2 separate regions of the Homo sapiens genome follow, and region 1 is linked to region 2. The links are chromatin contacts, found by Hi-C or POLR2A ChIA-PET in ENCODE. All regions are on one chromosome and are shown on one strand. The core of a region is the stretch at or near the end of the contact, and the rest is flanking DNA. Distances in the headings are between cores, read along the strand shown. Region 1 overlaps RFTN1 (raftlin, lipid raft linker 1). Region 2 overlaps RFTN1 (raftlin, lipid raft linker 1).

Region 1 (5,548 bases), core at 3,019-5,518, 43 kb after region 2:
TAAGAAAACAAAGCCAAAGAGATGGCTGGGAGATGAGGGAGAGGGATGGCAAAGACAGCTCCTAGGTCTCTGGTTTGCATGGACCTGAACAGATAGTGGTGACTTTCACCACTTGGTTTTGGTCCTGTTGACTACAGAGGGCCTCTGTGATATCCCAGAGGAAACATTAGTCAGGCCATTAATATAGGATCTTCAGCTCAAACGGAGAACTCTGGACTGGGGATAGAAAACGGAGGCTCACGTACCTGTGCATAAATGCTCACTAAGGTCAGGGGCTTGGATAAACTCTCATTATGAGAAAACATGCAGACAGAAGATCAGGTCTCCAGCCAAGAATTACCAAACTCTCAATAGTTAGTGGCTGAGCGCAGATGGGCAGATCTGCAAAGGAGGCAGAGGAGCAGCCCGAGAGACAAGAAGCAAAGCAGAAGAGTGCTGTCCTAGAAGTCAAGGGAAGACGGAACAGCAGAACGTCTCATCAGTGACCTCCTCTTACCCACCACGTCAGATCCCCCAAAGCCTTCATTCCTTCCAGGACACATGGTAGATGCCCCTGCATGCTGGACACGAAGTCTAATAGGGCACTCTCCAGTACACCCATGACTTTCTGCTTCATTAGCTGGCTTGTAGGCTAACCAACAGCTGGCTAGGTGTAGTCTCAAACCTGTTTATGCCAGTTGCACTGGTTATAATGAATAAGCCTAATCAAATATTATATGAATACAAACTAAAATAGAGTGGTCCCCTCTTCTCCACAGGGGATATGCCTGAAACCACAGATAGTAAAGAACCCAATTGCTGCCAATCAGAGCACATTTCTCTTCGTGTCTTCCACCTAAAAATTTAATGCCTTTTTCATCTTCACTAAGCACATGTCATGCACTGTGGCCATAACTTTTGCAGCCTGAGGTGTGACAGCAAAACTACTAGCGTGATTTTTTTTTCCTTCCTCACAATTTCATAGATGGAAGATTCATTCTTACCTTAGATCTTAGCAACTTCAGCATATGAGTTTTCTTCTTTCTCACTTAAAGGAAGCTCTTTACAGCTTCATTTTGGCATATCCGAATTGCCAGCATCACTAGCTTTGTGCTTTGGGGCCACTGTTGAGTAAAATAAGGGTGACTTGAACACAAGCAGTTCTATCCCAAGACAGTGGAACTGATCACTGAGTGGCCACTAAGTGAGTAATGGGTGGGTATATTATGGACAGCATGGATGCACAGGACAAATAGATGATCCACGTCCTGGGCGGAATAGAGCAGGATGGCACGAGATTTCACCATGCTACTCAGAATAGTGAGTAATTGAAAACTTATGCATTATTTCTAGAATTTTTCATTTCATATTTTGGAAACACGGTTGACTATAGGTAACCAAAACCACAGAAAATGAAACCAAGGATAAGGGGGAACTACTGTACAAACAGTGAATGAGAGTTATTCATAAGAAGCCAAAGATTCTAAAGAAAACTAAAAAAAAAATAATAGCTGTCAAGGTAGATGAAGGTAAGGATATAATAGAAGGCGAAGGGAAAAGTAATTTTAAAATGTGCGGGGTTACATTCAGATACCTTTGTAAACATCTAAAGTCTCCCTCCATCTTCACAATGTTGATTGAAATGCTTAGCTACTGTATCATGGGTTTATGCCAAAAGATGACGCAGAGCTAGTCAGCAGAAACACTGTCAAAGACCACAGCTCTGCACCTAATGATGGGCAGATGAACGTTTGTTTTCAATGAATTCACTGTGAAAACACAATCAGTTTTGTGTTTTAAGCTAAAATAAAATGTTTACAATATATACCTTTTAAAAAATAATTCCCTGTTCCAACCAACCTTTTTGATTTACTGACCAATTATGGTCTCAACTGTGACAGTGAAGGAGTGGTCAGTGTTGCCAGGCCCTTCAGTAAGATGAGGAATGGAAGACATCCACTGGATTTAGAGATCACTGGGAGTGGAGAAATGCAACCAAGTCAGGCCGAAGACAGTCAACTGTTATGTGACAATATCACAAGCCGTTCTTCCCTATCAAGTTCTTTTGCACTTAGTGTTTCAGAATTTAAATGCTGCTTTTTAATCTCCTTTTTTGAGCAAATGGTTTCAATGTATTTTACAGCAGAAAAAGCCCTTAAAAATGAGAATGAGGATGATGATGATGATGATAGAAGTATTATGGAAATAATATGAACAACAGTAACAATGATAGCTACCTTCCATTGGACATATATTGTCCACCAGACATTGTTTTATATGCTTTACAAGCATCCTTGCTTAATTCTCAATCTCTCAGCTATGTACTATTATTATCTCCATTTTAAAGATGAGAAAACTCTGGACCAGAGAAGTTGAGTAAATTTCCCAAGCCTGCAGAGCCACTAAGGGTTGAACCTGACATTCAAACCCACGCATTCAGAGCCTATGCTCTTAACCTCTACACTATGAATTCTCCCTAATTAACTAAGCTAATGTTCTCATTCTATAGATCATAAAATGATGTCCAGAGGGATTAAACAATTGGCTAAAGAGACATAGCAGTACCAGGACTATAGAAGACACCCTCAGATCCCAATCCTATGCTTTTTCTACTATACCACAGTAGTGCAGCAAGTGAATGTAGCAAGATCAGAACAAAATGACTCTTAAAAACCAACAAACGACACCTCCTTGCTTCTACACAGTTGTGTGCCTCCAAGATGTTCCTTGCTTAAGGACTTGTTTAAGTTCCATCAATAGTCAGCTTCTTGGGCTCAGGTTTTCTTTGAAAGGTTGATTACAGCGAAGAAAAACAAAGCCTTTTAAAAATGTAATGTTTATTTCCTCAGTGAATTTAGTGGTATAATTGTAATTGGAAAAAAATAAAGCATGAACGTATGTAACGTATTTACTGCTATGGGAGTCTACAATGGAAGAACCAGAAAAATAAGAATAGTTACACAGTGGTTACAAATATCAAGCATAAACCAGACATGCTTAATTTCAGGGTATGATACAAGAAAATAAATGAAGCAAATATTTAAAGCAAATTCAACTTTCCAATTTTAATTTTAAAAGTGTTATTCAAAGACATTTATAAAGAGAGAGTGATATAATTAAGGCAAGCAAAATGCAAATAATGCAAATAATGCAAAATGCAAATAACATGTTATTGACCTTCTCCATATCCCAGGACTTCCTTCCCACAGTGCAGAAATGGAAGGCAGAAGACAAAAGTCAAAGCCAGGGGTGAACAGGACATGATGCCAGACCTCTACAAGGAGTATGAGCTCCACCAGATCTGAGCTTCCCTAGATGACAAGGCTGCCACTGTAACCAGGTCTCCTTAGTCACCTTCTGCTCTCCTAATGAGAGTCATTTCCATAGATTTTAATAGTTTCTATCACAATGATGATTTTCTAAAAACCCACTCTTATATATCTTTACAGGGTCAAAATTTAATAGGAATTGCCAAATTGCCCCACATTGGTCTTATCAATTCACAGTCCATCTATGGAGTGAGACCATGCCGTGCTGACTTCTCAGCAAAGTGGCAGCTGGTGAGCACACCTGCATCAGGATCATCTAGGGGTGGGAAGAGTGTGTTTACATTAGGAATGCAGGTCCCAGGCTATCCCCAGATCTACTAAATCAGACCTGCATTTCAATAACCAGGGCCATTGACTTGTTTGCTCACTCAAGTCTGAGGACGATTGTGTGAGAGGCTGCCTGGAGCCACGTCTGGAGAAAGACTGTGAAGCCAAGGGTGAGCTCACTGGGAAACAGTTCCCAATCAATTCATAATGCCTGCATGGTGGCAGGAATGGGGGAATTGGGTAGATGGATACATAAGACACAAATCTCTCCTTTCTCCTCTCCTCCTCATTCCCTAACTGCTTAGAGAATTCCTACTCATCCTTCACAACTCTTTCTAGAAGAGACTTCTTCAACCTATACACCAAGGCCTCCCTCCTTGTGTCAAGGCACCATCTAGCACTCACCATCACAGTTTTCTGGCGTGTCTCCCAGGGAAGGCAGGGACTTTGTCTTGTTCATTTTCTTCTCCTCACAACTAGCTTTTTGCCTAGTCCATAACTAGAATTCAATAAATCCTTAGCAAATGACTACGTGATTGAAAAAACAAAAACAAAGGATAGAGCAAATACAGAACCAGTTACTGGGAAGGACAAGACAGCAAAACCCAGCCTCCTCCTCTCCACCATGCTGTCTCCCATGAAGATCCCAGGTCTTCCAAGGGTAAGGAAAAACAGGCTGATAAATGAGGGCTGGCGGCCAGCAACCCTCCCACTGCAGCCAGGCTTTGTCTCCACGCCATAAACACCTCCTTGCTCACAAGAGTTGGACCCTGTTGGGATCAGCAAACAGCTGCAGCAACAGCAGCATATGACCTGCCCAGTTTGTTTAGGTGGCGTGTGTTTGTGAGGAGCATTTGCTCTGTGGTGTTTTTCTATAACGATTACGTGGAGAAATGATGTTATTTTCAGGGGGTGAGGAATACCAAAGAGGCTTATTTGGCAAAAGCCACAATCTGTTCACTTCTACTTTGTGTGCGTATGTGAAAATCCTCACGCTAGTAGCCAGGATTTTTCAAATCCACTGGGAAGAGACTCCAAAAACAGGTTGGGGGCAGGAAAACAAAACCCTAGGATGACAAGCATGCAAATTAACACTGAAACCAGGCAAAGGACTAGTCCTGACAGATGAAAACACTCAAGCCAGCTGTATGTAAGGATTAGGAAAATTCTAAATAGGGGAGCATTCTGCCCACAAGTTTTGTTAGGAGAGGACATTAACACCAGTCATTTATGGTCCTCAAAGCCCAGTATATTGGTGTTGGGGGTGGAGGTGTCTGCTGTGTTCAAAGGACAGTGGCACTGAAAACTCAGGACTCAGAGACACTCTCTTCTTAACTCCTCAAGCTCTCAGATAACCAACTAGTAGAGTCAAAATAATCTAATCATGGACTATTAATGCACATGGCAAAAACTCAACGGATATCCTAGTCAACATAATTCTACATCGGCTGTTCTGTCAAGATGATAATGAAACATCAGACAATCTGTGAGAACATGATGCCAAGAAGAAATACAAATTGGGCTCCTCCATTCCTCATGGAAATTAGAAGATTCTAAACTAATCAATTAGTTTCACATCCCCCGACACCTCCCTCCCACCGCCCCCACCCCCGTCTCTGCATTATCATTCCACTTCATGAAATTTCCTGGGAATCCACTTACTATTCTGTGATCAAGGACAGCAAATGAAAATCAAGTTCTCTGCAGAACATGAGCGAAACTTTACATTGTAATGTAAAATGAGCTGATTAAGGGCACTTAATCCAAGAACAGCTAATTCTTAAGACCTCGAAGCAGAGTGGATGAAATGTCAGGAAGGAGGAATGCAGCCGGGTTCTAATCACACAGAAAAATGGATTCCGGCACTCGACAGGCTGCCTTATTAACAATTACAGTAACCAGGGCTGTTCTTTTCAAAAGAATGCCTAGCAAGTTAGAATAAAGACCCCATCTTCGGAGATCTGTGGTAGAAA
Region 2 (5,549 bases), core at 2,308-4,807:
TGTCTCTGGCCCCTTCTCCCGACCCTCACTCTCCCTCTGACGTTCTTTTGATTCCCCTCACTCCCTCCTGCCTCAGGCCCTCATGTACACTGTTCCCTGTTTGGAGGGCTTCCCGACCTGTCCGAGCACAGCCGCATCCCCAAAGACACCCCGTCATCCTTCCCATCTCAGCTCCAAGTACCTTCCGGATCCCCTTGCTCCTCAGCCCCGGCCACTTCTGCTGGTAACACTCACTAGTTCGGCTGTTTTATTCTCTGTATCCCAGCATCTAGTACATTCCTGGCTCAAAGCTGACAGCTGACAATATTTATTAACAAATTCCCTAATTGGCTGATTGGACCTCAAATCACAATCACCTGTATGGGGTGGGGAATTGTCGATTACTAGGGAACACTGGGTAAGAGAGAACAAGATAAGCATCAAGCAGTGAACTCAGCCCCAGTTTGGGGCTAGGACATTCCTTCTGTAGTAAATATCATATTAAAACTCAAGTAGACCCTACAGTTAGGCACAAAACCTCATATGGTTCACTAGTTCGGCTGTTTTATTCTCTGTATCCCAACATCTAGTACTATTCCTGGCCCAAAGCTGACAGCTGACAATAATTATTAACAAATTCCCTAATTGGCTGATTGGACCTCAAATCACAATCACCTGTATGGGGTGGGGGAATTGTCGATTACTAGGGAACACTGGGTAAGAGAGAACAAGATAAGCATCAAGCAGTGAACTCAGCCCCAATTTGGGGCTAGGACATTCCTTCTGTAGTAAATGTCATATTAAAACTCAAGTAGACCCTACAGTTAGGCACAAAACCTCATATGGCATGAAGAAATATGAATTCCCTGCAACTACGCAGTTTTCCCTGGTATGTTCGAATGTGGGTGGCCCAGGACTCTGGCATGCTTCCACACTAGGAAGGGAAGGGGGCTTGCGGCAATGAAGACCCATAGATAAAAGGAAGGTGGGATCTGGGAAGTCACATTACCATGAGGGTTTGAAAGGAGTCCCGGCGCAGGCCTGCAGGTCTGTCAGCTGTTAACCCCACTCCAGCTGGAAAAGACAGGACCCGGGCTCCTGCATGCCTGGGGAGGAGGGGTTAGCCATCTTGTTCCAGAGTCAGCTCTGGAGGGGGCTGCTTCCCTGTGGGGCTGCCAAAGGTTTAGGTCACAGCTCTTGCATGGCCTCTTGAGTGTGGCTGATCTGTCCTAAGGCAGCTACCTGCCTGTTCACTCAGGGGAACACTCGCAAACCTCTTCAATGGTACCCTGACTGTAGCGCTCACCTTCTTAATGAACTCTGGGATGAGTTTCTGGTCTGTCGGGTGGTCTAAGGAGGAACAGCAATCTAATTCCAAGATGTAGCCTTCATTGTGAAGATCAGTTTTCTGAGATCTGAAGAGAAAGAAAAGCACACACAGAAACAGATTAATATCTTGCATAATTTGGAGACAGTCTCACTCTTGTCACCCAGGCTGGAGTGCAATGACGCGATCTCGGCTCACTGCAACCCCCACCTCCCGGGTTCAAGCAATTGTCCTGCCTCAGCCTCCCGAATAGCTGGGATTACAGGCACCCACTACCACACCCGGCTAATTTTTTTTTTTTTTTTTTGAGACGGAGTCTTGCTCTGTCGCCCAGGCTGGAGTGCAGTGGCGTGATCTCGGCTCACTGCAAGCTCCACCTTCCAGGTTCACGCCATTCTCCTGCCTCAGCCTCCCCAGTAGCTGGGACTACAGGCGCCCGCCACTGCGCCCAGCTAATTTTTTTGTATTTTTAGTAGAGATGGGGTTTCACCATGTTGGACAGGCTGGTCTGGAACTCCTGATCTCAGGTGATCCGCCCGCCTTGGCCTCCCAAAGTGCTGGGATTACAGACATGAGCCACTGTGCCCAGACGCAGAATATTTTTTTTTTTTTTTAAAAAGAATCATTGGGTCTTTAATGAAGCCCCAGATTCTTTCCCGAAAGTAACGTCAAAAAGGCACTGATGAAAAATGGTTTATGGAAACTACTCAAGTAATATATACATATCCACATCATAGTAAGACCTCTAAGATGTAGCATCATGTAAAACACATCATTATAGAATGATGGGTTTGGTACAATACAGCTTACATGTTATACACACACACACACACACACACACACACACACACACACACACACACAAACTCTCACTCCAGTAATGTCTATGTCCCATTGGTTTATATCCGCCAGGGCACAGAAAAAGAACAAGCAAGACATACACCAAACCAATAATAGCAGGTACCCCTGGGGAATGGGGAAGGCTTATGTGGATGGGGATGGGGATGGGTGGTGATGGTATGGGTGTGGGGGTGGTGATCAAAAGTGAATTTAGCCATAATCCCTAATTGTTTTCATTTTTAAATGAAAAGAATATATTCCTATATCACTTAGAAAATTAAAAATTAATTTTTAAAAGACTTTAAAAGGGTTCAACCCCTTTAGAGGGCAATCTGGCAAAATCTATGGAAATTAAAGATGCATTAAAGAAAGACTACTGAGCAACTAAAAGAAATTCTGGGAAAACAGCGTGGGTGTAAACGGCTGTCTGAGGTGAAGGCCTGTAGTCTTGCTGTCAAAGGAGAGGCTTCCTAGCGCACCCTGCCATCTCTGCACACAGGGGCTGCTTTCCAAAGCACCACCACATAGACATCCCTGTGATACAGCACAGTTCAAAACTGCACCCATTCAGGAGAGCCAGCAGCAAGTGGTCACCAGGAGGAAATTCCACCACTTCACAGCCATTCACAGGCAGGGCTCCTGTATGACACTAGAGTGGAAATCACGTGGGTGTCAGAAATTGAAGAGGATTCCTTGGCCCAGCCAGGCATAAGGCAACAAGAGTGGTACTGCAGCTAAAGGCTGGCAGAACGTGCTGTCTCTTCTAGGTGGCTGGTGGTATTGGGGAGTGGGAATTAGAGACCAAGGCTCCCAGCTCCTTGTCCAGGGCTCATGTACACAGCTAATCTGCACTGGTGGAGGAGGGAGCAGAGCCCTCCTGGCCCACTTATGAGGCTGTTCTACCAAAGAGGGGCCCCTGAAGTCCCTGTGAGAGCAGGACTGTCCAGAAAATGCATAAAGCAGGCACTTCCACACTGAACTCCTGAGATACATGCATCTCACCAGTTTCTAACTGTGTATTTGCTGCAACGTTTTAAATAAATTTCTAAGATTCTTATATAGCATTAAAAGCAATTTCTGCTACCATTAACCATCTGTGTATGATTCACCTTAAATTTAAAAGTGAAAAAAATGAAAGAGGATTTGGTTTTCCCCAGGTGTGCAACTGTGATTTGGTAAGCAAACTTCAATAGCTTATTTTTATTTTTCTTTCCAACATACCCTTCCAAGGGTAGGGTACTGTGGCGCATACATTCAAAATGTAAAACAATAAACTGATTTCAATCTGGAACAAACTAATCCCAAAAGAATAAACCAATTCTGAACCCTAACCTTTTTGCCTTAATACTTGGTCAGAGACTAGACTCATGTTCTCATTTCCTCCCCAAACAAAAGACATATTAAGAGGAACTAAGGCAGATGATTCCAGACCTTTGAAAAGAAGACTTGGTCAAGACACACTGTCATACGTACCATGTGAGGTCTCAAACAACAAAAATCAGGATGAGGGAGAGGGGGTTCTAAAATCTAAAATCCAGCTGTTCTGTTACATGGAAACAGGCTATATGAGGTTATTTAGAAATATCCATTGAGATTTCAAATGAATAGACTAAAAAACTATAATCATTTTAAATAAGTCAATGCTGTATCCATTAAGTACAACATTCACAGGATGAACAAAAGGAAGACAAGTTGGTCTGTAAGCAACTCACAGCCCAGATCGATTCTAGGGAATAATCTTTAGCATAGAATCTAATAAGTACCATCTCTGGTTCTGGAACAAGAAGTTCTATAACAAGAAAGGAAGCTCTGGTTCATTTCTTCAAATAATTAACTCAGTTACATCTGAACTGAAAGGGGCACAAAAGATCAAGAAAAATAGGCATTACAAATTTTTTAGATGAACCATGGAAAATTACATCTCAGCCTATGGTTTCTTGGAAAAGCAAATCTAATGCATATTGGGGGAATAGGTGAGCAAGTAATAGGCGTTCTCCTGCCTTTGGGAATTAGCTCCTCAATTTGAAATGAAAGGATTATTACACTGAAGAATGGCTGAAAGGGAGAGGAAGGGGGAAAAATCCCTAAACCCCTTGAGGACAGATGCTGGCTGCCCAGCCTTGAAGTCAGCACTCTGTGATGGTGCAGCTATGGCCTCACAGAGGAAGAGCTGAAGGCAGAAGGCACAGTCACACAGAAACTCTCTCCTTGCCACTAATCCTATGAAAAACAGCATTAAATCCACTAGCAAAGCCCTATAGAGCTGCCAGAGGGAGTTTCTGGGCTTCTCAGCACTGGAGGTGGGGAGTGAGGTGGTGGTGGGGAGACCATGGTTGCTGTGGCAAACACACTCTAAGATGACCCCCACAACAATCCCCACCTCCTGGTGTTCACACTTTTGTGCAATCCAGCCCTTTCAGTGGGGGCAGGGCCTGTGACTTGCACCTACTCAATAAAACATGGTAAAGGTGATGGATGTCACTCCTGTGATGGCATTATGTTATATGACTCCCTCTGAGCTAGAGAATCCCTTACTGGCTTTGAAGAAGAAAGCTTCAGGAAGAAGGAGAGAGCCACATGGCAAGAAATTGTGGGTAGTCCCTGGCCAACAGCTGCAAGAAAACAGAGATCCCAGTCCTACAACTACAAGGAGATGATTCCTGCCAACAAACTGAGGGAGGCTGGAAGTGGGGCTTTCCTCAGTTGAGCCTCTGATGAGACTGCAGCCTGAGCCAACACTGATATTACAGCCTGATAAAATTCTGAAGCAAAGAACCCTGATAAACTACAGAAACCATATGATAATAAATACGTACCATTTTGAACCATGAAATGTGTTATCATTTATTACAGAGCATAGAAAACTAATACCAAAAAAAGAAAACAGAAAACTAACACAGTTCCTGAGGAGGAAGACATGGCAGTTTCATGCTTAGAACAGGCCACCCACTGGTGACCAGGCCTAGGCCCAAACCCACAAAATCCAGCCAGACATCTGAAAGCAGCTCCATCAGGTGAGGAGTGTTCTGTGTCCCTGAGGGCAAGGACTATCCTGGGAGACAGAAGTGGACATGTCCTAGAAGTGACCTCCAGGGCTGTGGCCTGGTTGTCCAAGATACCACAGGACAAAGGAATAAATATTCCGCTATCAATCTAGTTTCTATGGAAGAAGCATTAACCTGAAACTCCCAGCTGAGCAGGCATTGCCACCTTCCTATGGGGTAGTGGAAATACCAGGTATGCTCCCCAAAGGGCCATGTCATTGTATCATCCTGGAAAAGAATATGGGAAACCACCAAACTTCCCCTGGACAGAAGTCCAGATGACTTCCACTTTTGGAAAGGACAGAGAGATCTGGTTTTAAACAGTAAGAAAAAGAAAACACAGAATGCATTTCTGGAGA

What was found. Hi-C counts contacts between places; a loop is a spot of excess contacts on that map. ChIA-PET counts read pairs that join two places held with the same protein, here RNA polymerase II (POLR2A).
Region 1: a loop to region 2 is called in a map of B cell, with 2.5 times the contacts of the local background. The contact joins two enhancer-like sites. A Hi-C loop is called at or near these places in 6 of 168 maps with a recorded cell type or tissue (B cell, CD8-positive, alpha-beta T cell, aorta and 3 more). POLR2A ChIA-PET finds 5 or more read pairs at or near these places in 5 of 52 experiments (CD4-positive, alpha-beta T cell, CD4-positive, alpha-beta memory T cell, OCI-LY7 and 2 more).

The regions. Positions count from the first base shown.
Region 1 is chr3:16,450,798-16,456,345 of GRCh38, forward strand. All of the region lies in intron 2 of RFTN1 (raftlin, lipid raft linker 1), which reads right to left. It overlaps LOC124906220 (a long non-coding RNA gene), which reads left to right. Exons shown (of 2, transcript XR_007095840.1): 2 at 1-5,548. Among named protein-coding and RNA genes, the nearest start is that of RFTN1, 60 kb to the right of the region's middle. RefSeq lists an enhancer at 5,082-5,548. Within about 2 kb of position 4,269, at least 3 of the 41 ENCODE cell types and tissues checked have a DNase peak (open chromatin) inside an H3K27ac peak, as active enhancers do.
Region 2 is chr3:16,408,090-16,413,638 of GRCh38, forward strand. It overlaps RFTN1 (raftlin, lipid raft linker 1), which reads right to left. Exons shown (of 10, transcript NM_015150.2): 4 at 1,286-1,394. Among named protein-coding and RNA genes, the nearest start is that of RFTN1, 100 kb to the right of the region's middle. Within about 2 kb of position 3,558, at least 3 of the 41 ENCODE cell types and tissues checked have a DNase peak (open chromatin) inside an H3K27ac peak, as active enhancers do.